Regions from separate parts of the Homo sapiens genome. Here all the other regions are linked to region 5. Evidence: chromatin loops called from intact Hi-C (ENCODE). Cell type or tissue: GM12878. All regions are shown on one strand.

Region 1 (4,000 bases), 150 kb after region 5:
GTCTGGTGGGAGCTTCCCTTAATGACACAGGATCTGCCGAGATTCATCCCCAACTCCAGGCTGGCACCAGTGTTCAAGCCCCTGCCTCTGCTGTCTCCCAGGTCTTCAAATTTACACCACTCTGACTCTCAGTTTCCCTATCTGCAAAATGAAGGCAGGAATGCCCACCTCATGGGGTGAGCCAGTGGACCCAAATACGTGGTGCAGTAGGTGCCACGGAGTAGTGGCACGTGATTTTGTGGCTGTTAGTGTGAGTATTCCTTACTTTAGAGAGCAGAGGAAAACACATCAGCAGATTGTTTAAGCCAAAAAATGTCTGTTGTTTGAAGAATTTCGTTTTGGAAGGCAAGCCCAGGTTTTGGGTCAGAACCGTATTCCCTCAGGCACGGCACGGTTGAACGTCGAGGCATATTTTACAGGCTTGGTGACCGCTCAAGCCTTTGAGCCCTCCATGCGGGTGCTCTGAGGTCAGACTTTTCGGGAAGCCCTCACACAGCTGGTCTGCTTGTCGCGTTGGTAGCACCGTTTCCACAGAGCAGGCTCTGTTTGGCTATGAATAGATGTTTTTCTCACTCTTTTCTTGGATGCCTGAATGGCAGGCTCCCCTCCTGCAGTCTCAGAGGCCGACCTGCATGTAAAACTCCAAGCGGACATCAGAGTGGGTTCGTCTGTTCCTGCTTGGACTTGAGGCTCTCAGCAAGGCTCAAAGAGCTGGGTCGATGGCCACCATGACCCAGGGAGCCTCCCGAGAGTCTCCCAGGCTATAGTTTCTGAAGGCTACTGAGTGAACTGAAGAAATCAGAGTTCATGGAAGAGGCAGCAGATCCGAGCAACAGCCGAGATTGAGGAGGATGGTTCAGGATCTCCAAACACAGGCCCGCTGGCTCCACTGTGTCCAAGCCGCAGATGCAAAGCCTGTTAGGACAGAAAGGACACGAGATAGCAGCCAGGGCCGGCCGCAGGCAGGAGGGCCGGGCCACCAGCAGTTAGGAGTGTGGGTTCTGGAGCCACACAACCGGGGTTCAGATCCCAGTTTTCCCACCTCTATTGGGCAGCATACTGTAAGCCTCAGTTTTCCCCTTCTGTAAAACGGAGATAATAATTTACCTGTCTCACAAGGCTGTTATGAGGATTAAAGTAAGTTAACATCACTCAAGTGCATAGAACGATGCTGGGTACATACTAAATAAATACAGATAAACTGAGGCCCAGAGAGGGCAAGGGACTTCGCTGTGGTCACTCAGCAAGTCATTGGGGCAGCCAAGGCTGAAACTCATGACTCCTAGTCTCGTGAACGGTTCCCCCCTCCCTGCCCTCCCCCGCAGTCAGACTTTTTAAACACTGCCTTTTGCAGAGGAAATCGCGTGACCCTTCAGCCCACAAGAATTCCGACTGCACAGAATGTCTGAAACCTCTTCGGGCTGGCTGGGGGCCTTGTTGCAATTCTATTCAGCTGTTAGTTCTTTTTTTCCCCTCTCTTTCTTTTAAAGCTCTATAGGATCCTCCTTTCCCTTCTCCACAAATAGAAAAATTAACCTCTTGACAAAGGAGTTGGAAGACTTGAGTCCCTGCTGTGTGTCCCGGAACCAATCCCCCAGCCTCAGGTTCCCCGGCTGTGAAATGAGAAGGTGTCCTCTGTTGACAGGGAGGTGGCCCCACCTGCCAGTCTGTGATTGCCACAGAGACAAGCCAGCCAAGAAGTGCCACCCTGGACGAAGGTCGGGTGAGTGCTGATTAAACAAAATCTGGTGACGCATCCTTCTAAGAAGCGAGGCGAAACCCACCAGAGATGCTGCGTGCTTCTGCCCACCTCCTCGTGTCAAAGGTGATTTGAGTCATCAGCCTGGCCTGCACTTTTCTCGCTCTCCTGTTTCCTTGCAGTGCTCCTGGGCTCCTGAGCCACTCGGGGCTGAGGCCCGGGGGCCAGTTGTGTCCCATCTGCAGGCCCCAGGGCATTAGACCTGAGGGGCCTGGTCACCTTCTGATTTCTGCTGGGCGCCCCAGCCATGAGCTCCAGAGGCTGCCAGCCTAGGGTGTGAGTCTGTCTCCGAAGCTGCTGACATGAGTAGGGACTTCCCCTCTCTGAGCTTTAGTTCCTTATCTGTGAAATGGGTGCATGAGCCCTGCCTGGCAGGGTGAGATGAGGTACACAAGCCCTATCCTACTTCACTCCCCTCTTCCTTCCTGCCCGAAAGGCCCTGGCTCACCTGGGATCCAGCTGGGGCACAGCAGGTGTTGATATGTCCACCTGCTGCCCCCCGGCTGTGATATGCCCCCCTGGCTGCGGGGGACAGAGGGACAGCTGGCCACACCGGGAAGCCTGGGGACAGACCCTGGGACATCAGGGTCAGGAGCGTACAGGGTGCAGCCCTCTTGGCCTAGTGATGGGGATCCCTAGGGGAAAGACCTAGGGGCCAGGAGGTCATGGAGACAAGACTCGAACCCAGGATTGGGGCCCCCAGGTCCTCCTGTCCTTTGTGTAGGCTCACTTTCAGGTTACCCTGGCACCAGCAGGGGCCAGCCTGGTTGGGCCTGGGAATTCAGAGATGGGTGCCAAGGTGGGCCTGGAGCACGACGTAGGCAGACACGGGGCCGAGCCCCACCTTGCTACCCGCTGGTAAGGGGCCTTGGGCAAGTCGTGGCCACTCCTGAGCCCCCATCTCCTCATCTCAAAAATGAACATCATTCCCACTCTTCCCACCTTTCAAGGTTGTCATGCGGCTCCCTATGATAGTGTGGACAAAAGTCACTCTGTAGACCATCAAGAACTGACCAGGCCAGATGCGGTGGCTCATGCCTGTAATCCCAACACTTTGGGAGGCTGAGGTGGGTGGATCACCTGAGGTCAGGAGTTTGAAACTAGCCTGGCCAACATGGTGAAACCCCATCTTTACTAAAAATAGAAAGATTTGCTGGGTGTAGTGGCATGCAGGTATAACCCTGGATACTTGGGAGGGTGAGGCAGGAGAATCTCTTGAACCTGGGAGGTGGAGGTTACAGTGAGCCAAGATTGCACCATTGCACTCCAGCCTAGGTGACAGAGTGACACTGTCTCAAAAAAGAAAAAAAAACCGCCCAGAAGAAATGTGTCATTTCACCCTCTGGAACCATGAGCCCTGTGATCATGAGGCACAATCGTCATGTAAATATATAGGGTCTCTCACCAGCCACGGGCCAAGATTTATTTTATGGAGACAGTGGGGGAGGGGGCCAGCTCAGTTTCATTGTCCTGGTAACTTTGTAAAATGCTTTGCCATCACTTCCCAGCTCCTGGGAGGATGCAGCAGGAGCTGTGCAGCCTCTCTCGCCCTCCCAAAAGGCGGATCCCCAGAGGCCCTGGACACCTCCTTCCAGGTCCACAGGCCCAAAGGCCTGGTGTCCATAAGGCTGGGGTTCCCTGGAAAGTGGGTTTCTGGAAATACTTGTTGCAGGGATATCGCTGTTGCGTGAGGGCTGGTTGTTTATGATAACAGGAATCATAACAGTGGCAGTACCCACATTGATTGATTGATTGATTGAGACAGAGTCTCACTCCATCACCCAGGCTGGAGTGCAGTGGCGCGACCTCAATTCACTGCAACCTCTGCCTCCTGGGTTCAAGTGATTCTCCTGAATCAAGTGATTCAGTGCTCAGCCTCCTGAGCAGCTGGGATTACAGGTACCCGCCCCCACACCCAGCTAATTTTTTGTATTTTTAGTAAAAATGGGGTTTTGCCATGTTGGCCAGGCTGGTCTCGAACTCTTGACCTCAAGTGATCCACTCACCTCGGCCTCCCAAAGTTCTGGGATTACAGGCGTGAGCCACCCTGCTCGGCCCAGTACCCACATTTATTAAGCTCTTCTGCATACCCGGGCCCTGATAATCCTGGGCTGGTATTTTACCTGCATGTAAAGTACCTCACTTGGTCCTCACGGCAGCCCTACAAGATGGGTCCTACTGTGGCTACTAGTTTATAAAAGAGGGAACTGCAAAGGGATGACCCTGGGACTGGCCCAGGCT
Region 2 (4,000 bases), 150 kb after region 5:
AGCAGGGTTGTAGGGGACATGGATCTGTGGCCACCTCCTCAAGGGGTGCCACACGCACCAGGTCCTGACTGGGAGTCCGGCCCCCAGGGCCTGTGGATGGCTGGCCTGGGCCCAGCCTCCGCCCCCAAGGGTGCTGGCACCTGGCATGTGCCCGACAGTTGGGGCCGGCTGGTGGGAAGGTGTGTGTCAGGTGGCGGAGCCTCGGTGCCAGGATCTCACTCACGCGTCCTCCAGGGCCTCAGCTGCTGTATGCCTGTGTCAGTCCCAGTGGCGATGAGCTGCAGATGGGGCACAGGGGTGGTTTGCCCAGGGCAGAAGTGGCTCGTTCTGAAAAAGGAAGCAGGTGCTGGCCACGGAGAGCCCCTCTTGGGGACCAGGGGCTGGGGCTGGCCTGCAGAGCCCAGATTCCTCTCACAGACTGGGTGGCGGGGGGTCTGTCTGGCCTCTGTGCCCTTGATCCCACGGTGTCCTCTACTGGGAATCCCCCTCCCCTTTAGTCCAAACCCTGCTGGTCCTTCTGGGCCACCTCAGGTTTTCTACCTGTTGTCCAAAGCTCCCCGTGACCTGGCCCCGCCAGAAGCAGCAGCCATGGGTCCTTTTCCTGAGCAGCTTCGTGCTCTTTTTAGCTTGTGGGTAGCAGTTCCAGGGCCTGCTCCTGGGGACCTGTAAGAACAGGAACTGTGTCTGAGTCATTGCAGGGTCCCGAAGGGAAGACGAACACTCCTCATCCTCTGATCCTGGATCCGCACCCTCGTTTTGGAGAATGCAGGGCCCGAATAAAGATGCAATAACAATCAAATAACAACCCCACTGATGGGGTATCTGCCTTGTGCCCCGCCTGGCCCTAAGCTCTTTCAACTCGTGCAATGTCATGTAACCCACCAGCACCCCGGGCAGTAGATACTACCCTTGTCCCTGTTTTACCCGTGAGAATGCAGGTGCACACAACTGGGACGTGGCTAAGCCAGAACTTGAACCAGGACTGCCGCCTGCCAGGGCTCTCATCTCATGGGCAACCAAGGATTTGGGCCCAGTTTACAAAGGAGAGAATAGAAAGGGTTAAGCTTTTAAAGGAACAGCAAGGGCCGGTCACGGTGGCTCACGCCTGTAATCTTACCACTTTGGGAGGCCGAGGTCAGCAGATCACCTGAGGTTAGGAGTTCGAGACCAGCCTGACCAACATGGAGAAACCCCATCTCTACTAAAAATACAAAATTAGCCGGGCATGGTGGTGGGTGTCTGTAATCCCAACTGCTTGGGAGCCTGAGGCAGGAGAATCGCTTGAACCTCGGAGGCGGAGGTTGCGGTGAGCCAAGATCATGCTGCTGTACTCCAGCCTGGGCAACAAGAGCGAAACTCCATCTCAAATAAATAAATAAATAAACAAACAGCAAGAACAGTTATGCTTTTCAGCATTTTGCTGGGCCCCAGTGTGGATAGGTGGGGAGCGAGCACAAGGACCAAAGGAAAGGACCCTTGTCCCTCCCTGAGCCTACACTGGTCTAATCGGGTGGTGCTGCCATCAGATTCCAGTCCCTGGTAAGCAGGGGGCTCCGTGGCGGCTGTGACAAGTTCCATTCACTTTGGAGGTGGCAGCCGGAGCTATTTTTAGAGCAGCGCATGGTGGGGGAGTTTCCTTTTGGCGGTGTCTGGGGACCGGAGTCTTGGGAAGGGGAAGTCCCATGCGGAGACAGAGGCCCTTCTTCCTGCACCCACCCCAGCCCAGAGAGGCGACCCAGCTCCCTGGAGGCCCAGGCACCTCATGTCTGCCCTCAACCCAGAGTGGAGCAGACCTTCCCTGGAGCTTCTCAGGAGCCACTTCAAAAGGTACCCTGACTTTCTCTGCCTCCTGCTGTGGGAACCGCTTGCTCTTAGGGGTGTGTCCAGCGAGGGATGGGGAACCAGGCCCCAGGGACCTCCAGGGCTGGAGCTCCAGGGACCTTGACCTGGCTGCACCTCTGCCACCCACCGCTGGCTCAGCCACCTGCTGGTGGGGCTGCCCATTCAGCCAGTCCCACCAACCTGACAGGACCTTTGCCACTAGCCTGGGACAGGGGTGGCTGCTGATGGCTGCTTTCACATTGAGTAATCCCTGGGCTTGGCCAGAACTTCTGAGTTTCCAGGGAAGCAGAAAAAGCAATTCTTTCTCTAGGGTGGGTTTTGTCTGCCCCTTCCTGCCTGTGGGAAGGAGAGAAAATTAGGGGAGGCCACGGGCTTGAAAGCTTTCCCTGCATGGAGGCCACTGGATGGGATTCTAGATGCTCGCCTGGGACCCAGGGTGAGTTTTTTACAAACACCGAAGCCCTCCAGCCCCCGGGGCTGTTCCACTTGGTCCTTCTTCCACTGTCAGTCAGCAGGGTAGTAGCTGCGGTTCTGCTCTGAAATCCATCCCTTCCCTTAAGCCCCAGCCTCTCCCCAGTGGTCCCCCTGGCATGAGTTGGTCTCGGGGGGCCAGGCTTCTCCCTCCTGGCCTCAGGTGTTTCTGTACTGAGTCAGCAACCAGTTACCCAGCCTCTCCTCTGCCAACTGCTGGGGCCATGGAGAGAGTGGTTTAGTCTCTACCCTCAAGGACATTTCCATGTTCAAGGAGAAGAAGACACATGAATTAGAGACAGCACGGGGGAGCAGGCTGTGGAGCTGGGAGTGACGGGGTGAGTCCAGGAAGGCTGCCTGGAGGAGATGCCCAGGAGAGAAGTTTGCTGGGAGGCAGCTCATTTCCGGCAGGAGGAGCAGAGCCTGCCAAGGCCTCGAGGTGAGAGCAAGATCATTTCCCAGGCAGGCAGGGGTCTCTGGGATGGTGGGCCTGCTAGCGGGCCTGGGACTCCTAGAGTGAGACCGCAGCTCTCCCCAGCTGCATTGTGGTCACCAAGGATCACCTCAGGCAAATGATTAAAATGCAGACTTTGGAGAGGGTTGGATCTGAGTTCAAAAACAGGCCATGCTGCTTATCAGCTGCATGAGCTCGACAAGTCATTTAACTTCTCTGCACCTCAGTTTCTTCATCTGTAAAAGTGAAGGGCTTGCAGACCTCACAGCAGGGATGTGCTGAGCTGCTGCCTGCAGTGCCCGACACAGAGGAAGCACTCAGCAGATCTCAGCTTCATCTTCAGGGAGGCTGGGAGCGGACCCAGCCTTGACCAGGTCCCAGAGTCAAGAATCTTCTGGGCAGAAGCCAAATGCTTTGTTGCTCCTTTAACTGAGAGACAAGATGTTTACAGCTTCTGCATTTTTTTTCTTCCAGAATTGGGTTTTATTACCTGAGGAGGAAGTGAAAGGTGATTGGGATGCTCCTCGATTTTCAAAAAGGCCCTGGGAACCCTGCAGTGTGCGGCCCAGTTGGTTTTGAATCTCCAGTGACTTTTGTCTGATCTGTGACCACAGGGATGCTGAGCCCTCAGCAGAGGTTTCTTGGGGTTGCAGGAGGGTGGGAAGAGCCCCCTCCACCTACTAGTCAGAGATTCATTCTGCCAACGCCCCCTGGGTGGCCCTCTTTTCACCGGGCCTGGGTGAGGCACTGGAGGTTTACAGATGACCGCGAAGGTCAGTCCCTGCCCTTAAAGGCTGGCAGAGGAGGCAGACATGCTGACAAAGGAAGCAGTTTGTGTCCTCAACAGCCCACCTTCAGGGAGAAACCTGTGTAGATGCCACCAGATGGGAAAGGGAAGAAGGGGCCTTGGTGCCCCCTGGCTGCCCACTGTGTGCTCACAGAGTCCTCGCAGCCTCCCTGCAAGCTTGGGCTGTTCCTTTTTGTGGATGGGGACGTTTAAGGCTCAGGGAGGGGACGGGACTTCCCCAAGGTCCCACAAGAAGTGCCAAGACTATGGCTGGGCATGGTGGCTCACACCTGTAATCCCAGCACCTTGAGAGGCCAGGGTGGGAGGATCACCTGAGGTCAGTAGTTCGAGACCAGCCTGACCAACATGGCGAAACCCCGTCTCTACTAAAACTACAAAAATTAGCTGGGCGTGATGGTGTGTGCTTATAATCTCAGCTACTCGGG
Region 3 (4,000 bases), 81 kb after region 5:
AGAGCACCCATGTTTACCCCACTCCCATACTCTGCCCAGAGGTCGGGGCCTGTCCACCGTTGGGCCTCATGTCACAGATGGGGACATGGCCTGGCAGGGCGAAGGGACTTCAGGAGATCATACAGTAAGTTAGTGTCACAGCCGGACTTGGAGCCACATCTCCCAGCTTCAAGGCTCCCTGTTGTGCTGTGGGGAAGGGGTGCACAGGGCTGGCCCGGGGACAGGGCCTGTTCCTCACTTATGAGTGCCGTGGGCTGGGGCTCAGAGGGTGACTTGGTGCCTTGTAAGGGGGCCAGGGGCAGCTGTGGGTGGGGGTGTCCGGGGATTACTGCTAAAATAAGTAGCAGCTTCCTCTGAAACGCCTCTGTGGTCTGTGGAGGGGAAGGAAGTGGAGGACCGGAAACAGGGGAGGCAGAGAGGTGAGAGGCTGAAACTTCTGCCAGCATAGCAGAGACCAAGCTGGGCACCCCCCACCCACCCAGACACAACAGTTGGCCTCTGCCAGGCTGCAGCCTTGGGGCTGCAACCAGGAGGGCCTGGGAAGCTCAGGCCCAGCCCTAATATGGCCACCCAGAGGCTAGAGAATCCCTCTAGGTTGCTCCTGGCTGGCTGGGCTTCTTCCCTTCCTCAAGACACCAGTCACTTCATGCACCATTCTCTTTGCCTGGAATGCCCTTCTCTACATTTTCCTTTAGGGCCCAACACCAATGTCACCTCTTCTGGGAAGCCTTCCCTGACCACCCACCACACACACACACACACACACACACACACACACACACACACACAGAGAGAGAGAGAGAGAGAGAGAGAGGCAGGACAAGACAGCCACAGACCTTCATCATGAATAGTGGCATTCACTGTGACAGTGGCGTTCATCCAGTGCTTCATGTTTATGAACTGCTCTGCATGGATGATCTCATTGAATGTTTACAAAAACACAATGTGTGGTTCTATCAATAGCTTCATGTTACAGACGAGTGAACCAAGGCTCAGAGATGAGCAACTTCCCCAAGGTGGCATAGTCAGAAAATGGCTGAGTGGGGAGTGTGACCCAGGTCTGACTCCACAGCTAGGTCATTGAACCATGCACTATCCTCTGAGACTGGGATGGGATCAGTGTTGTGCAACTTGCCTGCTCCAAGGAGGCTGCATTGTGACCCTAGCAAAGCTTCATTTTCAGCCTTGCCCTTCCCAGCACCCCTGGAGTAGCTGGGAGCTATAGAGTACTCTAGGGAGAGAGGGAAACCAGCTTGTAATGAGGAAGCATTTCCATGTAAACATTTCTGGTAAACTGTGTGAAGGGATCTCAGAAGTATCTCCAAGCCCTTGATACTGTCTTGGGTTTTGTTTTCTCCTTCTAAATAAATGCTTTTGAATCTAATTTTGTATTCTGTTTCTACAGATGGGGCTTCCAAAATTGAAAAGCTTCAGACTTCACAAATCCTAGGTCCACCCTGCGGTGCCCTGTGACTTAACCACAACCACTGCACTGCCTGGGCTTCCCCAGCCCTCTCCAAGGCCCGCTTTCACTGTACCGGGGTTTTCTATTTATGGATCCGCCCTGCTACCCGCCACTCCCACAACCCCCACCCATAGATGGGCCATGAGCTCCTCATGGGCAGAGGGCGAGCCCTGGTTTCTTGGTACCCTAGGGACTGCTTGGTATATAGAAGCCCAGGACAGATTTGTTACATGAGGGAATAAAGGAGTAAATGAATGAGTGAATGAATGAATATGGGTCCCTTCAATGCCATCAGGAAGTATGAGAGATACAACTCCAGCTTTAAAACTCCAGGTCAGCTGGGTATGGTGGCTCACCCTTGTAATCCCAATACTTTTGGAGGCTGAGGTGGGCGGATCGCTTGGGCCCAGGAGTTCAAGACCAGCCTGGGCAACATGGTAAAACCCCATCTCTACAAAAATTAACTGGGCGTTGTGGCATGCACCTGTCATCCCAGCTACTCGAGAGGCTGAGGTGGGAGAATTGCTTGAGCCCCGTTAGTGGAGACTGCAGTGAACTGTGATCGCACCACTGCACTGCACTGCAGCCTAGGCGACAGAGTGAGACTCTGTCTCAAAAAAAAACTCAAGGTCCATCTCCCTGTGTGCCAACCCTGCATGGGTGTTGAGGGTGACTGACAATTTGGACAGGGTTCAGCTGAAGCCAGTCTCTAGCAAGGAGGCCCAAAGCCCCTCCGGTCACTCTGCTCCCTACAGAGGCAGCACTCTAGGCCCCAGGCCTGGACCTCAAGGCTGCAGCAGGGCCCCTGGCCGCCCCCTATAGCCTTGGAAGCCCCTGAGAAGAGGCCCTTCAGTGCAGCTGCAGCAGGTCAGACGCCTCCTCTGGAGAAGAAGGAAGTGAAAGTGCTGTGGTGGGTGAGTCATCGGAGTGTCCCTCTGGACGGATTGATGCCATGAGTGGCATAAGAGGGACAGGCTGGGAGGGAAGAGACACCAGGGTTAGGAGCCCTTTTAGTATCCTCCAGGAAGGCCCCACCTCACCTCCCAGCCCCTCCCAGACACAGGGGTCTTCAGCTTGGAGAAGAGAATGCCTTGGAGATGCCATCTTTGTCCTAGTCTCTGAAGTGGGTAGAAATTAGACAAGGTCCACAGCAGAGGGGGAAGATGGAGTCAGATGGGGAGGTCACAGAGGCTAACTGGTTGCCACCAGGGCCAGGCTCTGGTGGGCTGGCTGCTGCCTGGCAGTAGTGATGGCCAACAGCAAGTAGGGTGGTCTCCTGCCATGGGTCAGGATGTGGATTCTGGATTTGAACCTCATGTCCTCAAACCCCAGCTCTGCCCCTCATGAGCTGCAGGATCCCAGGCAAGTGGCTTCCCCTCTCCTTCCTCTGCTGTCGAGTGAGATCATAGCACTTAATGCATAGGATGAGCAGGGCATGATTAGATACATTACTGTATGTAAAGTGCATAGAAGAGTGCCCGTTCCCAGGAAACCCACAATAAACAGTAACTACTGTATCAGGCAGCATCTCATCAGGAAGCCTGAAATGCCCTAGGTTTTGAACAGAAGGGATTTAATACAGGGGCTTGTCTTCCAATGGAAGGACTGAGAAACAAAACAGGGAATGGTGCAGCCGCCCAGGGATAGGACTTTGCAGTCATATTCTACTTCCTACTGATGCTCGTCCTCAACCTAGTTGCTTTATGTCTCAGAGCTTCAGTATTTTCACATGTAAAAATGGGAATAAAAAGGACCTTTTTTAATTTATTTTTTTATTTTTTAGATGGAATCTCCCTCTGTCGCCCAGGCTGGAGTGCAGTGGCGTGATCTCGATTTGCTGCAACCTCCGCCCCCTGGGTTCAAACAATTCTCCTGCCTCAGCCTCCCTAGTAGCTGGGATTACAGGCATGTGCTACCACACCCGGCTAATTTTTGTATTTTTAGTAGAGACGAGGTTTTGCCATGTTGGCCAGGCTGGTCTCCAACTTCTGACCTCAGGTGATCCGCCCACTTTGGCCTCCCAAAGTGCTGAGATTACAGGTGTGAGCCACCGCGCCTGGCCGATATTTTTTTTTGAGACAGAATCTCACTCTGTCTTCCAGGCTGGAGTGCAGTGGCGCGATCTCGGCTCACTGCAAGCTCCGCTTCCCGGGTTCAGGCCATTTTCCTGCCTCAGCCTCCCAAGTAACTGGGACTACAGGCGCCTGCAAGCACGCCCAGCTAATTTTTTGTATTTTTAGTAGAGACGGGGTTTCACTGTGTTAGCCAGGACGGTCTCCATCTCCTGACCTCGTTATCCACCTGCCTCAGCCTCCCAAAGTGCTGGGATTACAGGCGTGAGCCACAGTGCCCGGCCGATATTTTGTTTTTAAGAATGAAATAGGATAATGTAGGTAGAGTGTTTGGTAGAGTACTGGCTCAGCGTAAGGACTCAACAATGATCCTAGCAATCGCTTATGCAACACGCTAGTTCTCATGACAGTTCTATGAAGCAAGTACTGTGATCACTATGACTCCTATTTAACAGAAGAGAAA
Region 4 (4,000 bases), 65 kb after region 5:
GAGCACAGTCCTGTCACCCAGGCCCTGATCGATCACTCGCAAGAGGGATGAAATCATCCCAATAGGTTCACCTTGGTGCCCATTTCCTCCCTCCTTGTGGCCAGAAAGGGAGCCCGTGAATCACAGGGGCACCCAGTGGTCAACCCAAATCAGATTTCCGTCAGTTAGGACAGAAGTGGAGCAGGGCAATTGAGTGGGAACCCACAGGGCTGGCCACTGACTCCTGCTGCCCCAGGAAACCAGTGATCAAATGTTAGATGTGTGAAGCATATGTCAAATGCATCAGTGAAAAAACAGCACTGCGGGTCTTGTTTCCTGCAATTCCAGTAGGTCCTCCCTGCATTTACGTCTCTAAGGCAGTGGGGGACTGCCAGGTTGTCATTCACAGGCCCCTCCCCCTTTTTTTTTTTTGAGATGGAGTCTCTCTCTGTCACCCAGGCTGGAGTGCAGTAGTGTGATCTCAGCTCACTGCAACCTCCAGCTCCCAGGTTCAAGCCTCCTGCCTCAGTCTCCCGAGTAGCTGGGATTACAGGCGCACACCACCATGCCTGGGTAATTTTTGTATTATTAGTAGAGATGGGGTTTCAACATGTTGGCCATGTTGGTCTTGAACTCCTGACCTCAGGTGATCCACCTGCTTCAGCCTCCCAAAGTACTGGGATTACAGGCATGAGCCACTGTGCCCGGCCTTATGGGACCATTTTGAAAAACAACATATAAAATGGATAAAGTCAGAGATACTCTGGTTCCTAGGGGATATTGGTGGAGAGGGGAGTGGGGGAGTAGAAGCCCGATTTTCTCTGCCTTCCTCTTCACTCCCTCCTACTGAGGACCCCAAGAGACATTGTCAAAAAAACCAGGATTCTGTCAAAGTCAGTTAGGAAATTATTGGAAAACAGAAACAGAGCTCACATTTACTGAGTATCTACTACATTCTAGGCAATTGGGCATAGATTTGCTTGGAAAATATCCTTTATGCTCATTTAAGAAGAAATGAATCATTGTCTGAGGCCCTACCATAGCAGTAGAGCCAGGATTAAAAACCAGATGACTGGGTCGGGCGTGGTGGCTCACACCTGTAATCCCAGCACTTTGGGAGGCCGAGACAGGCAAATCACGAGGTCGGGAGATTGAGACCATCCTGGCTAACACGGTGAAACCCCATCTCTACTAAAAATACAAAAAGTTAGCCAGGCGAGGTGGTGAGCGCCTGTAGTCCCAGCTACTTGGGAGGCTGAGGCGTGAACCCGGGAGGTGGAGCTTGCAGTGAGCCGAGATGGTGCCACTACACTCCAGCCTGGGCGACAGAGAGAGACTCCATCTCAAAAAAAAAAAAAAAAGAAAGAAAGAAAAAGAGAAAAAGAAACCAGATGCCTGCCTCCAAAACCCATTTTTGGTCTCAGTCACAGAGCAGTGACCCTCAACCCAGCTAAGGGCTGGCCTTGGGACGGTCCCCAGGCTGGGCGTTTTGGAAACAGCGTCCATTCTGGAGCCTTGTGGTGGGTGATTTTGGAGAGGCCCGGGTTTGAGCTCCAGCAGTGAATATAAATTGCTATGCGGCCTTGGGCGAGTCTCTTCACCTCTTTCAATCTCGGTTTCCTTATCTGCAAAATGAGATGTTGGGTCCTTACATCTGTGACATCTTAGGACCTAAATTTAGCCCACTCCAGTTGGCCTGGATTGATAGCTGCTGGGTGAGCCCTCCCACAGCGAGGAGGCAGGAACAGCATTGAAGGGCCTGGGCCTCCCAGAGAGGAAGTGAAACTGGAGGCCTCTGCCTTCTTCCACCCCCTCTCCACCCTCACACACTGCCACCTTCTGAACTAATTGAAACCCAGCCAGAGTGGGCCCCCGCCAGTGACTCAGCCCCTGGCCCTATCTGATTGTCAAAGTCAATTCCTAGAAGTTGAAGAGAAGTCACTTCTCTTCTGCTGCCATTGCTACCACCTCCCACTGCAAGATGAGTTCTAATTCTGTCCTTCAACCACAGTCAGGAGGAAGGCAGTGAAGACACAAGAGGCTTTCAGGGGAAAGTCTGGGTTTGATGTGCGGAGGCTGGGCAGTGCTGGAAGGGGTGAGGGAGGAAGGGGACCGTCCTTGTCATGGTTGGAAACATGATGTGCAAAGGTGGGGAGGGGGGTGGGGGCGGGCAAGATCTCAGCTTGCCACTTATCAGCTGTGTGACCTTGGACACATTCCGTCATCTCTCTTTGCCTCAGTTGTACATCAAATAAACAGGAAAGCCCTCCTTCCCAATTTCACTTCTCAGAAGTAACTGCCGCTAGTGGTTCAGGGTTGCAGATACCAATCCAGAAGAGACAGAGAAGAAGATGGGAATTGAGATGGAAAGTAGGTACATGGGCACAGAGCGGCTGACTCTACACACAGTGGTGGGCTCATGCTGCGCTGGATGGTGGGGACAAGGGGAAGAGTGCGGGCTCTGCTCTGAAGAACTTGGCTTTGAAGAATTTTCTATCTCCTTCACTGATCTCCAAGAGAACATAAACCCAACAAGGCAGGAATTCTGCCTGTCTTCCCCAGCACGATACCCCCAGCACCTGGGCTTGTGCCTGGCACACAGGCACCTGAACAGAGGAACGTCAGGAGGCAGAGAAGCTAGAGACCTGGCTGCTGCCCCTTGACTGCAAGGTAAGCTGGCAGGTACTGGACAATAGCACCTGGTACCCAGTTTCCAAGCGCAAAATGCACATGTCTGCTGCTTCACTTCTGTCTTCCAAATCTCACTCAAAACGTCTTTTTTTTTTTTTTGAAACAGAGTCTTGCTCTGTCACCCAGGCTGGAGTGCAGTGGCACAATCTCAGCTTACAGCAACCTCTGCCTCCTGGGTTCAAAGGATTCTCCTGCCTTAGCCTCATGAGTAGCTAGGATTACAGGTGCCCGCCACCATGCCTGGCTAATTTTTGTATTTTTAGTAGAGATGGGGTTTTGCCATGTTGGCCAGGCTGGTCTCGAACACCTGACTTCAGATGATCCGCCCACCTTGGCCTCCCAAAGTGCCGGGATTACAGGCGTGAGCCACCGTGCCTGGCCTCAAAATGTCTTATGACCGACGCTACCCCAGAGCTATGCAGGGAAGGGAATCTGGGAAACATAGTTTCAGTTCAGTCAAGTTGTCACAATACAAAGCCACCTCAGTTCAGATCATCAAGACGCCTTCAGATTGTACCGTGACAGAGAGCAGGAACGTTAGTTAACATAATCTGGGGTTTAGACAGTGACTGTGGACTGATGTCTGCCCGATGTGAATACGCACTGCTTTCATCCACCTTTCCGATGTGGATAGAAAAGAATACACTCTCCAGATCAATAGCCACATACTAAGAGCCAGAGGTGATGACAATCTGTTCAATTAAGATGCCACATCTGGCACAGCAGCTGTGATTGGTCCTACCACTTAGTTATATTTGCAGTGATTTACCATCTTCTGCCATGATCCACCAGGTTTTTTGTTGTTGTTTTTTTTTTGTTTTGTTTTTGGGGTAGAGTTTTGCTCTGGTTGCCCAGGCTGGAGGGCAGTGGCGTGATCTTGGCTCACTGCAACCCCCGCCTCCTGGGTTCAAGTGATTTTCCTGCCTCAGCCTCCCGAGTAGCTGGGATTACAGCCATGCGCCACCACACCCAGCTAATTTTGTATTTTTAGTAGAAATAGGGTTTCTCCGTGTTGGTCAGGCTGGTCTTGAACTCCTGACCTCAGGTGATCCACCCGCCTCAGCCTCCCAAAGTGCTGAGATTACAGGTGTGAGCCACCATGCCCAGCTACCACCAGGTTTTTACAAAGGCCCTCTTGGTGACCTAAATGGGGGTATGATAGGAACCACCACTCCTGCATCCTTTAAGTCTTTCAGGGTGGCTCTCATCTCTGCAATTGCTTCTAATATGCGGTATCACTTCTGATTTACTATCTTAGCCAGGCTGGGGCAGTCCATTCTGACATATCCACCTCTATGAGCCCTTTTTTTTTTTTTTTTTTTACAGAGTC
Region 5 (4,000 bases):
AATCCTCCTGCCTCAGCCTCCAGGACAGATGGACAGATAGAGTAGCTCGGATTGCAGGCATGTGCCACAATGCCTGGCTAATTTTGTATTTTTCGTAGAGATGGGTTTCACCATGTTGGCCAGGCTGGTCTCAAATTCCTAGCCTCAGGTGATCCACCCCCTTGGCCTCCCAAAGTGCTGGGATTACAGGTGTGAGCTGCCGTGCCCAGCCCCAAATGCCATTTTTTAAAGATTAAAATAAATAAAAGTAACATTTATTTAAGTGATTCATGAGAAACAAAAATATTCACTGTGCAAGATTCACATGGCACAGAATGGTAAAAGAAAACAAAAGTCAGAAAAAGCCTACTTCCAAACATTACTAGTAACACCTTGGTGTATTTTCCTCCATAATTATTTTTTACATCTATCTATCTATCTATCTATCTATCTATCTATCTATCTATCTATCTATCTATCATCTTTCTCTATTTCTATCTGTCTGTCTGTATCTATCTATCTATCTCTATATCTATTTATCATCTATCCATCCATCCTTTTGATCATCCATTCATCCATCCATCTACCTACCTACCTACCTGGCTATCTGTCCATCCATCTACCCATCCATCCATCTATCCGTCCATTCATCCATTCATCCATTCATCTATCCATTTATCTACCTACCTTCCTGACTATCCATCCATCCATCCATCCATCCATCCATCTACCTACCTACCTGTCTGTCTGTTCATCCATCCATCCATCCATCCATCCATCCATCCACCCACAAAGTGGCATCATAGTATACTTAATGATTTTCAATCTGCCTTTTCCCATAATGACATGGGCAAGCATTTTTCATGTTATTTAACATGCTTCTATAACATCTTTCCCTATTTTTATTTCATCTCCTAAAATAAATGTATAGCTTTATGAACTGTAATAAACAAACACCCTTGTAACCACTACCTGGTTCAAGATTGAGAACTTCCACAGCCTCCTGAAGACTTCCCTGTTTCCTGCCTAGTCACCAAGGCTCCCCACTCACTCCGCAAAAAATAACCCACTATCCTGACATCTGTGGCAATTGCTTCCTGGCATTTCTTTGTAGCTTTATCAATCAAGTGGACATACTTAGACACTATAGTTTAGTTCTGGCCATTTTTAAAAATTGGGGTGTCTTTTATATTGTTTTAGTCTACAGTTTCTCCCTCCATCTTGTTCTTTTCCTTAAAAGCAGCCTGTAGCCAGGCATGGTGGCTCACTCCTGTAATCCCAACACTTTGGGAGGCCGAGGCGGGTGGATCACCTGAGGTCAGGAGTTCAAGACCAGCCTGGTCAAAATGGTAAAACCCCATCTCTACTAAAAATACAAAAATTAGCCAGGCGTGATGGCGGGAGCCTGTAATTCCAGCTACTCAAGAGACTGAGGCAGGAGAATTGCTTGAACCCGGGAGGCAGAAGTTGCAGTGAGCTGAGATCACGCCATTGCACTCCAACCTGGGCAACAGAGTGAGAAACAGTCTCAAAAAAAAAAAAAAGGCAGCCTGTAGGGGATCACTGGTCAATGCCACTTGACGGTAGAATTTCCCACAGCCTGGATTTCACCCAGTGCAGTTCCATATGCCCTCTGTAATTCCTGCAAATGACTCTTTTTAATGGTCACACCGTGATTTGTAACCAGTGCCTTACAATTGCCCAGCTTACAGTTCTGAATCGCTAGAATAGTTACCACTAAGATGAACATCCTTGTGTATATTTTTTGTATGTTTGTGGACGCCTTGTTCTCATGGGGCCCATCGCCCTCCCCTTCCCTGATCCCCCTGGGTTGGGAACACCGCTGTCTCCCCTTCAGGTCAGCCTGCCCAGCACTTTAAAGCTAGGTCAGCATCCTCAGCTGCCTCGCAGCCAGGGCCGCTGCCTGCCAAGTCACTCCATTTCCTCACACTCTGTGTCCCACCCCCATCTGAGTCTGACACACTCTTGCCCCCTGGAGACTTCTTCCCGTGTGGGCCAGCTTCTAGTCCTTCCTTCCCCACACACCGTATTTCTGAGGTCCCAGACTGCTTTGGGCATGAATCTACCCAAAATACAACATGTATGTTTTTGTTAGTATGTGGTTGAGGTATTTACATATTTAAAAAAACACAATGCAACCAATGCTATTTCTGGCACACACCAGATCTGCTTAACCCACCTCTAATTTCGACTGCAGCTGGGGCGGACATTTAGGGTTTTTCCAAGGCAGCTGGAAAGTCCGGAGAGTTGACTGTCTTGGGGTCAACTTTCAGCCAACAAAGGTGTTGGGAGGTTGTTGGGGAACCAGTGGACAAATGTCTCTCTCTGTCAGCCGTCCTTTAGAGACCGTGGAGACCAAGGGAAGATTTCCCCTTCCCGCCTTGAAGGTTCACTGAAAAATCAATTCAGAAAGTCAGATTAATTGGAGAAAAGGCACACAAATATTATTCACAGGTACATGGAGGCTTCAGAATGAAGACCCAAGTCTACAGGGGAAATTGTCCATTTTTAAGTTTAAATTCAACCAAGTATGGACAGTCATGTGGAAATACGAGTGGACAAAAAGGGAATGATCTAATGCTAACAGATGGAGTGGGGAAAGCCAGCAGGGCCTGTCTGTCTAGATTCTTCTTGCCCTTTCTGAACAGCGCTCCTTCCTTCTGAGTATGGGACAGGACCTCCTCTGGAATGGGGATCTTATGACCTACAAGCCAAACAAAGTAAGTCAGATAATTTCTTTATGGCCAGTTTTTACATAGAAAGCAGAGGGAAAGTTGGAGTAATATTTTTAAGGTTTTATGGTTGGCTTCGGGGAAAAGGGGTTCTGGTTTCTAGGAACCACCTTAGGGAAGAAGGATTCTAGTTTCTATGGCTAGCCTTGGGGGACAATGGGACTTAGAGACAGAAGGGCAGGAGAAAGCCAGCGAAAAAAATTTTGCCTCGGTGGCTTAGGCCTGTAATCCCAGCACTTTGGGAGGCCAAGGCAGGCGGATCACCTCAGGTCAGGAGCTCAAGACCAGCCTGGCCAACATGGTGAAACCCCGTCTCTACTAAAAATACAAAAAATAACCAGGCGTAGTGGTGACATCTGTAATCCCAGCAACTCAGGAGGCTGAGGCACGAGAATTGCTTGAACCCAGGAGGTGGAGGTTGTAGTGAGTCGCCAAGATGGCGCCACTGCACACCAGCCTGGGAGATAAAGTAAGACTCTGTCTCAAAAAAAAAAAAAAAGAGAAAAAGAAAAAGAAAAAAAGAAAAACTTTTGCTTCTGAGGCCTTCATTTTGGGCTCTTGTTTTCTGATCCTAGCAAGACACAGTTCTCAGTGCATTCTATAAAGTTCCTTGGGCTGGGTGCGGTGGCCCATGCCTGTAATCCCAGCTCGTAGGGAGGCAGAAGTAGGAGGATGGCTTGAGCCCAGGAGTTCGAGACCTGCCTGGGCAATATAGTGAGACCCCATTCTCCACAAAAAGGAAAAAAAAAAAAGACAAAAAAATGAAATAAAGTTCCTTGGGGAGTCCCCAGCTAAGGTCAACCCTCATTTGCCCAGTCCAATAACACACCCTTTCCTGGCACTGCTCCTCCCCTGGCTCATTCCTCCTTCTCCCTTGCTCCAGTTTCCTGGTGTTACTAAACTCCCAGTCCCCAAGTCCTTGTCTCAGGCTCTGTTTTGGAGAAAGCTCAAACTAAGACATGAAGGGTGGTATCTAGTGAAGTCACAGCCTACTGACTAAGCTAACCAGAATCCTCCAGAAGTGGGCAGCTGACAAATTGCAACAGAAAGGGCCGAAACTCACCAGACATCTAGGGTCAGGAGAATCTGTTCTTGGAAAATAGGCTGCCAGTGAGGTGCCCATCTCCTGCCCCCTGAACACAGGATTTGAACCTGAGAAAGGGGACTTGTCATTTGTCAGGGACCATAGAAGTATACTTACTTTAACTGCTCCCAGATGATGGCACATAAAGTTGCCTGGGGGAGACCTAGAACTAGAGGAAAGAGAC
Region 6 (4,000 bases), 60 kb after region 5:
CACATGGTGGGAGCGGGAGCAAGAGAGAGAGGGGGAGGTGCCACAGAGTTTAAAATGATAAGATCTCAGGAGAGCTCACTCACTATGGTGAGGGCAGCACCAAGGGGATGGTACTAAGCCATTCATGAGAAATCCGCCCTCATGATCCCATCACCTCCCACCGGGCCACACCTCCAACACTGGGGATTACATTTCAATATGAGATTTGGGTGGGGACAACATCCAAACTGTATCAAAAAAGTAATTTAAAATCTTCCAACCAAGAAAAGCCTAGGACCAGATGGCTTCATAGCTGAATTCGGCCAGCCATTCGAAGAATTATTATCAGTTCTTCTTAAACTCTACCAAAAAAATAGAGCTAGAGGAAATATTTCCAAACACTTGTTATGAGGCCAGAATCACCTTAATACCTAAGCCAGACAAAGATACCACACAAAAAAATGAAGCTACAGGCCAATCTCTATAATGAACATCGATGTAAAAATCCTAATAAAATATAAGCAAGCCAAAATCAAGAACACACAAAAAAGACTACATGTCATAACCAAGTAGGGTCTATTTCTGACAGGCAAGACTGGTTTAATGTGCACAAATCAATCAATGTGGTACGTTACATTAACAGAATGAAAGATAAAAACCACACAATCATCTCAGTTGAAACAGAAAAAGCACTTGACCAAGTTCAGCATCCTTTCTGGATAAAAACTCTTAACAGTTTTGGCATAGAAAGAAAGTTTCTTGACATAATAGAGGCCATTTATGAAAAAACCACAGCTAACACCATAATTAATGGGGAACAATCAAAAACTTTCCTACTGAAATCTAGAACAAGGCAAGGATGCCCACTCTCTCCACTTCTATTCAACATGGTACTGGAAGTATGAGCAAGAGCAATCAGACAAGAAAAAGAAATAAAAGTCATCTAAATCAGAAAGGAAGAAGTAAAATGATCTCTATTTGCAGATGACATGATTCTATATACAGAAAATCCCAAAGATTCCACACAAAAAAACCCTGTTATATCTAATAAATAAATTCAGCGAAGTCATAGGATGCAAAATCAACACACAAAAGTCAATAGCAGATCTACACAAAAACAACAGCCTAGGTGAAAAACAAATCAAGAAAGCAATCTTATCTACAAAGGCATTAAAAAAATACTGAGGAATAAATTTAACCAAGGAGGTGTAATATTTGTATACTGAAAACTAGAAAACATTGATAAAGAAATTGAAGATCTAAATTAGTGGAAAGCTATTTCATGCTCATGGATGAGAAGAATTAATATTATTAATATCTGTACTCCCAAAACAATGTACAGATTGAATGCAATGAGGTCAGGGGGTTTAATTGCAAGTAAAAAAAATAAAAGAAAGAAAGCTTCTTCAAAACAGCCCAAGAAGAGAAGGGAATTTATTAAAACAGGAGGGTCCCAGAGATCCAAGGCTGGACATGGAGCAGCTTCAGGAAGGCAGGAGTAGGGACCCAGAAAGTTGTCAGGAGATCTGGAGGTAGTGTCTTAGGCTCCTTGTGACTATCTCTCTCTTTATCTCAGTCTTCCTTCTTATTTTCCTTCCTTTCTCTCTCCCTCTCCCGCTCCCCGCCTTGTCTCAGTATCTCTCCTGCATGACTGCCTCTTTCTATCTTGTCTCTGCCTGTCTCTGTCTCTCCCTCCCATAACTGCATTTCAACCTTTCCATGATTGAGTCTTCTCTCTGCCATTCTATGAGCAAGTGGCCAAACACAGCCAGTCCAGCCCAGCTTTATGCCTCCTTTCAAATAACCAGCCAGGAAGGCAACCCAGTATCCCTGATTCTCAAAGCCAAAGTCACAGGAGAAAGAAGCTGATTGGCTCAGCTCAAATCAGCCTGCACCTCTGGTCTAATCAGCTGTCGCTAGGGGAGCAGAGAGGTACAAATATGGCCCCTGAGGTTCCACCTAGGGGAGAGGAGGATACAAGAGAAGGGAGCTGGAGGGCTGGCCAGGAGCACAGATGCCCACCACACCTGCCTGCCCAGTTGGACCCTCTCAGAGACGGGTTTTGACCTGAATTGAGCTTTGGTCCTCTTGGCCCCTTGGCCACGGTCACGTAGACTGCTAGCTGAGCTCCATTCCCTTCATATCTGCACATGGTACTTCCCGTCTCTGAGTCTCTGCTTCCTCATTTGTGAAATGATAGTAACAGCCCCTCCCAGTGGGGTGGTTGCAAGACGACATGAAGTTGTGTGGGCAGAGGACCCAAGGCCTTGCTGGCCACAGTGACTATGACACATCTGAATTCCCTAAAGTCCTACAGTTCCCGTGGTCCTCGCCTACCTGCCCCACTCCTCCCTTCTTCCCCTACCTCCACCATCTTCCCCCACTGCCAGTACGGCCCCAGGATGCTTGTGGTTACAACCAGTGAGATCTACTGCCCTCTACCACCACCCACATATCGCTAATTTGAGAAACGCACACCAGGGTGTCTGGGTTTAGCTGTTGAAACCACACATTCTGACCATCTTCTCAGTCCACTGAGCCTCCGTGGTCAGCCTGGCTGAGCTCTTTGTGGACCAGACATTGTTCTGCGGTCCCCACTCTAAAATCAGGTGGGGGCAGCATTAAGGAAGCCTTGGTGCCTATAGGATATCAGACACCCCAGATGCCTCAGGGATCTCCTTGAATGCTGCGCTACACACTATGGACAGATGCAACTGTTGATGTCATTTCTTTTTTTTTTTTTTTTTTAATTTGAGACGGTGTCTCGCTGTGTCGCCCAGGCTGGAGTGCAGTGGCGTGATCTCGGCTCACTACAACCTCCACCTCCCAGGTTCAAGTGATTCTCCTGCCTCAGTCTCTCAAGTAGCTGGGACTACAGGCATGCACCACCACACCTGGCTAATTTTTGTGTTTTTGGTAGACGGGGTTTCACCATGTTGGCAAGGCTGGTCTCAAACTCCCGACCTCAAGTCACCTGCCCACCTCAGCCTCCCAAATTGCTGGGATTACAGGAATGAGACACCACACCTGGCCCGTTTCTTCTTATTTTTGTTATTTTCTTATTTATTAAGCCAGCGTTCCCCGCTGCCTACTCTCTTCTTACTGGAGGCTGACCACTGGGGACTTCTGTATCTATGGAAGATGTGGGTGTTGAACTTGGGAACCTCAGGCCATGACATAAGGCTGAACAGGCCTCACCATGTCCTTTGGGTGCAAGAAGATCACGTGGAGAGGCACATCCAGCACCCAGCCCCAAGGCCCACCTCCTTGTCCCAGAACCCTAGTCTACCACAAATCTCCCACCTTCTGCCCCAACAAGAGAGTTCGGGTTGTTCCCAAATGGAGTCTTCCATGGACCTATGAATCTGACCAGGGCACCTCAGCTGGGCTGGCCTCTGAGCATGTTTTTTGCTTTTTGTTTTCTTTTTGAGACAGAGTCTTGCTCTGTTGCCCAGGCTGGAGTGCAGTGGCATGATCTCGGCTCACTGCAACCACTGCCTCCCAGGTTCAAGCGTTTCTCCCAGGTCAGCCTCCAAGTAACTGGGATTACACTTGCCCACCACCACACCCAGCTAATTTTTGTATTTTTAGTAGAGCTGGGGTTTCACCACGTTGGCCAGGCTGGTCTTGAACTCCTGGTGACCCACCTGCCTTGGCCTCCCAAAGTACTGGGATTACAGGCATGAGCCACCGCACCCAGGCCCTGGCCCCTGAGCCTTTGCTGCACCAGCCTCTGTTCCACACAGACCTTTCCTGTGCCTTGACCCAGCGCCAGACCCTTCCTGACAGCTCCAGCCCCTAAGACCTGGGCAGCTCCTGGGTCTGTGATGGAAAGCTTTATGCTCACTCAGGAGGTCTCTACCTGGAGGTGCTTAAGCCCCAATGCAGAAGTTGATGAAGCTGCTTTCTAAGTTCAAAAACCTAGAGCTAGCTTTTCCCTTGGGTGCAGCACACACCTCGGCAGGAGGATGGGGTTGGGGGTTCAAGTCCCAGCCACCACCTCAAGTCTGGAACTCTCCTT

The links. A loop is a pair of places that touch in the nucleus more often than their neighbours do. Peaks named below come from ENCODE experiments on the same cell type or tissue, not always from the same donor. Only the 100,000 strongest peaks of a DNase experiment are listed, where the experiment ranks them.
Region 1: a loop joins it to region 5, with 4 times the contacts of the local background. A loop is called at or near these places in 18 of 110 quality-filtered maps.
Region 2: a loop joins it to region 5, with 5 times the contacts of the local background. A loop is called at or near these places in 21 of 110 quality-filtered maps.
Region 3: a loop joins it to region 5, with 5 times the contacts of the local background. A loop is called at or near these places in 10 of 110 quality-filtered maps.
Region 4: it touches region 5 in a loop (5-fold over the local background); 12 of 110 quality-filtered maps call a loop at or near these places.
Region 6: a loop joins it to region 5, with 5 times the contacts of the local background. A loop is called at or near these places in 9 of 110 quality-filtered maps.

The regions. Positions count from the first base shown.
Region 1 is chr9:124,284,768-124,288,767 of GRCh38, forward strand. All of the region lies in intron 1 of NEK6 (NIMA related kinase 6), which reads left to right. Among named protein-coding and RNA genes, the nearest start is that of NEK6, 29 kb to the left of the region's middle. RefSeq lists a silencer at 740-914 and enhancers at 1,003-2,202, 1,171-1,240, 1,741-2,120. In GM12878, no CTCF peak of the experiment used is centred here; DNase peaks (open chromatin) are centred at 1,574 and 1,754; H3K4me3 peaks cover 2,124 bases; H3K27ac peaks cover 3,850 bases.
Region 2 is chr9:124,290,262-124,294,261 of GRCh38, forward strand. All of the region lies in intron 1 of NEK6 (NIMA related kinase 6), which reads left to right. Among named protein-coding and RNA genes, the nearest start is that of NEK6, 34 kb to the left of the region's middle. RefSeq lists enhancers at 1,522-1,721, 1,742-1,851, 1,862-1,921, 2,160-3,144. In GM12878, CTCF peaks have their summits at 2,003 (motif pointing left) and 3,678; a DNase peak (open chromatin) is centred at 1,790; H3K4me3 peaks cover 4,000 bases; H3K27ac peaks cover 4,000 bases.
Region 3 is chr9:124,216,505-124,220,504 of GRCh38, forward strand. No RefSeq gene overlaps it. Among named protein-coding and RNA genes, the nearest start is that of NEK6, 39 kb to the right of the region's middle. RefSeq lists enhancers at 527-606, 1,516-1,675, 2,246-2,605. In GM12878, no CTCF peak of the experiment used is centred here; DNase peaks (open chromatin) are centred at 407, 967, 1,539 and 2,387; H3K4me3 peaks cover 1,269 bases; H3K27ac peaks cover 3,107 bases.
Region 4 is chr9:124,200,860-124,204,859 of GRCh38, forward strand. No RefSeq gene overlaps it. Among named protein-coding and RNA genes, the nearest start is that of NEK6, 55 kb to the right of the region's middle. RefSeq lists a silencer at 1,282-1,482, enhancers at 1,382-1,441, 1,492-1,831, 1,791-1,935, 1,882-1,931 and a cis regulatory region at 1,858-1,868. In GM12878, no CTCF peak of the experiment used is centred here; a DNase peak (open chromatin) is centred at 1,722; H3K4me3 peaks cover 1,851 bases; H3K27ac peaks cover 3,350 bases.
Region 5 is chr9:124,135,508-124,139,507 of GRCh38, forward strand. No RefSeq gene overlaps it. Among named protein-coding and RNA genes, the nearest start is that of NEK6, 120 kb to the right of the region's middle. RefSeq lists enhancers at 2,105-2,334, 2,425-2,474. In GM12878, no CTCF peak of the experiment used is centred here; DNase peaks (open chromatin) are centred at 1,684 and 2,114; H3K4me3 peaks cover 1,653 bases; H3K27ac peaks cover 3,057 bases.
Region 6 is chr9:124,195,384-124,199,383 of GRCh38, forward strand. No RefSeq gene overlaps it. Among named protein-coding and RNA genes, the nearest start is that of NEK6, 61 kb to the right of the region's middle. In GM12878, a CTCF peak has its summit at 2,235; DNase peaks (open chromatin) are centred at 2,188 and 2,308; H3K4me3 peaks cover 1,231 bases; H3K27ac peaks cover 2,767 bases.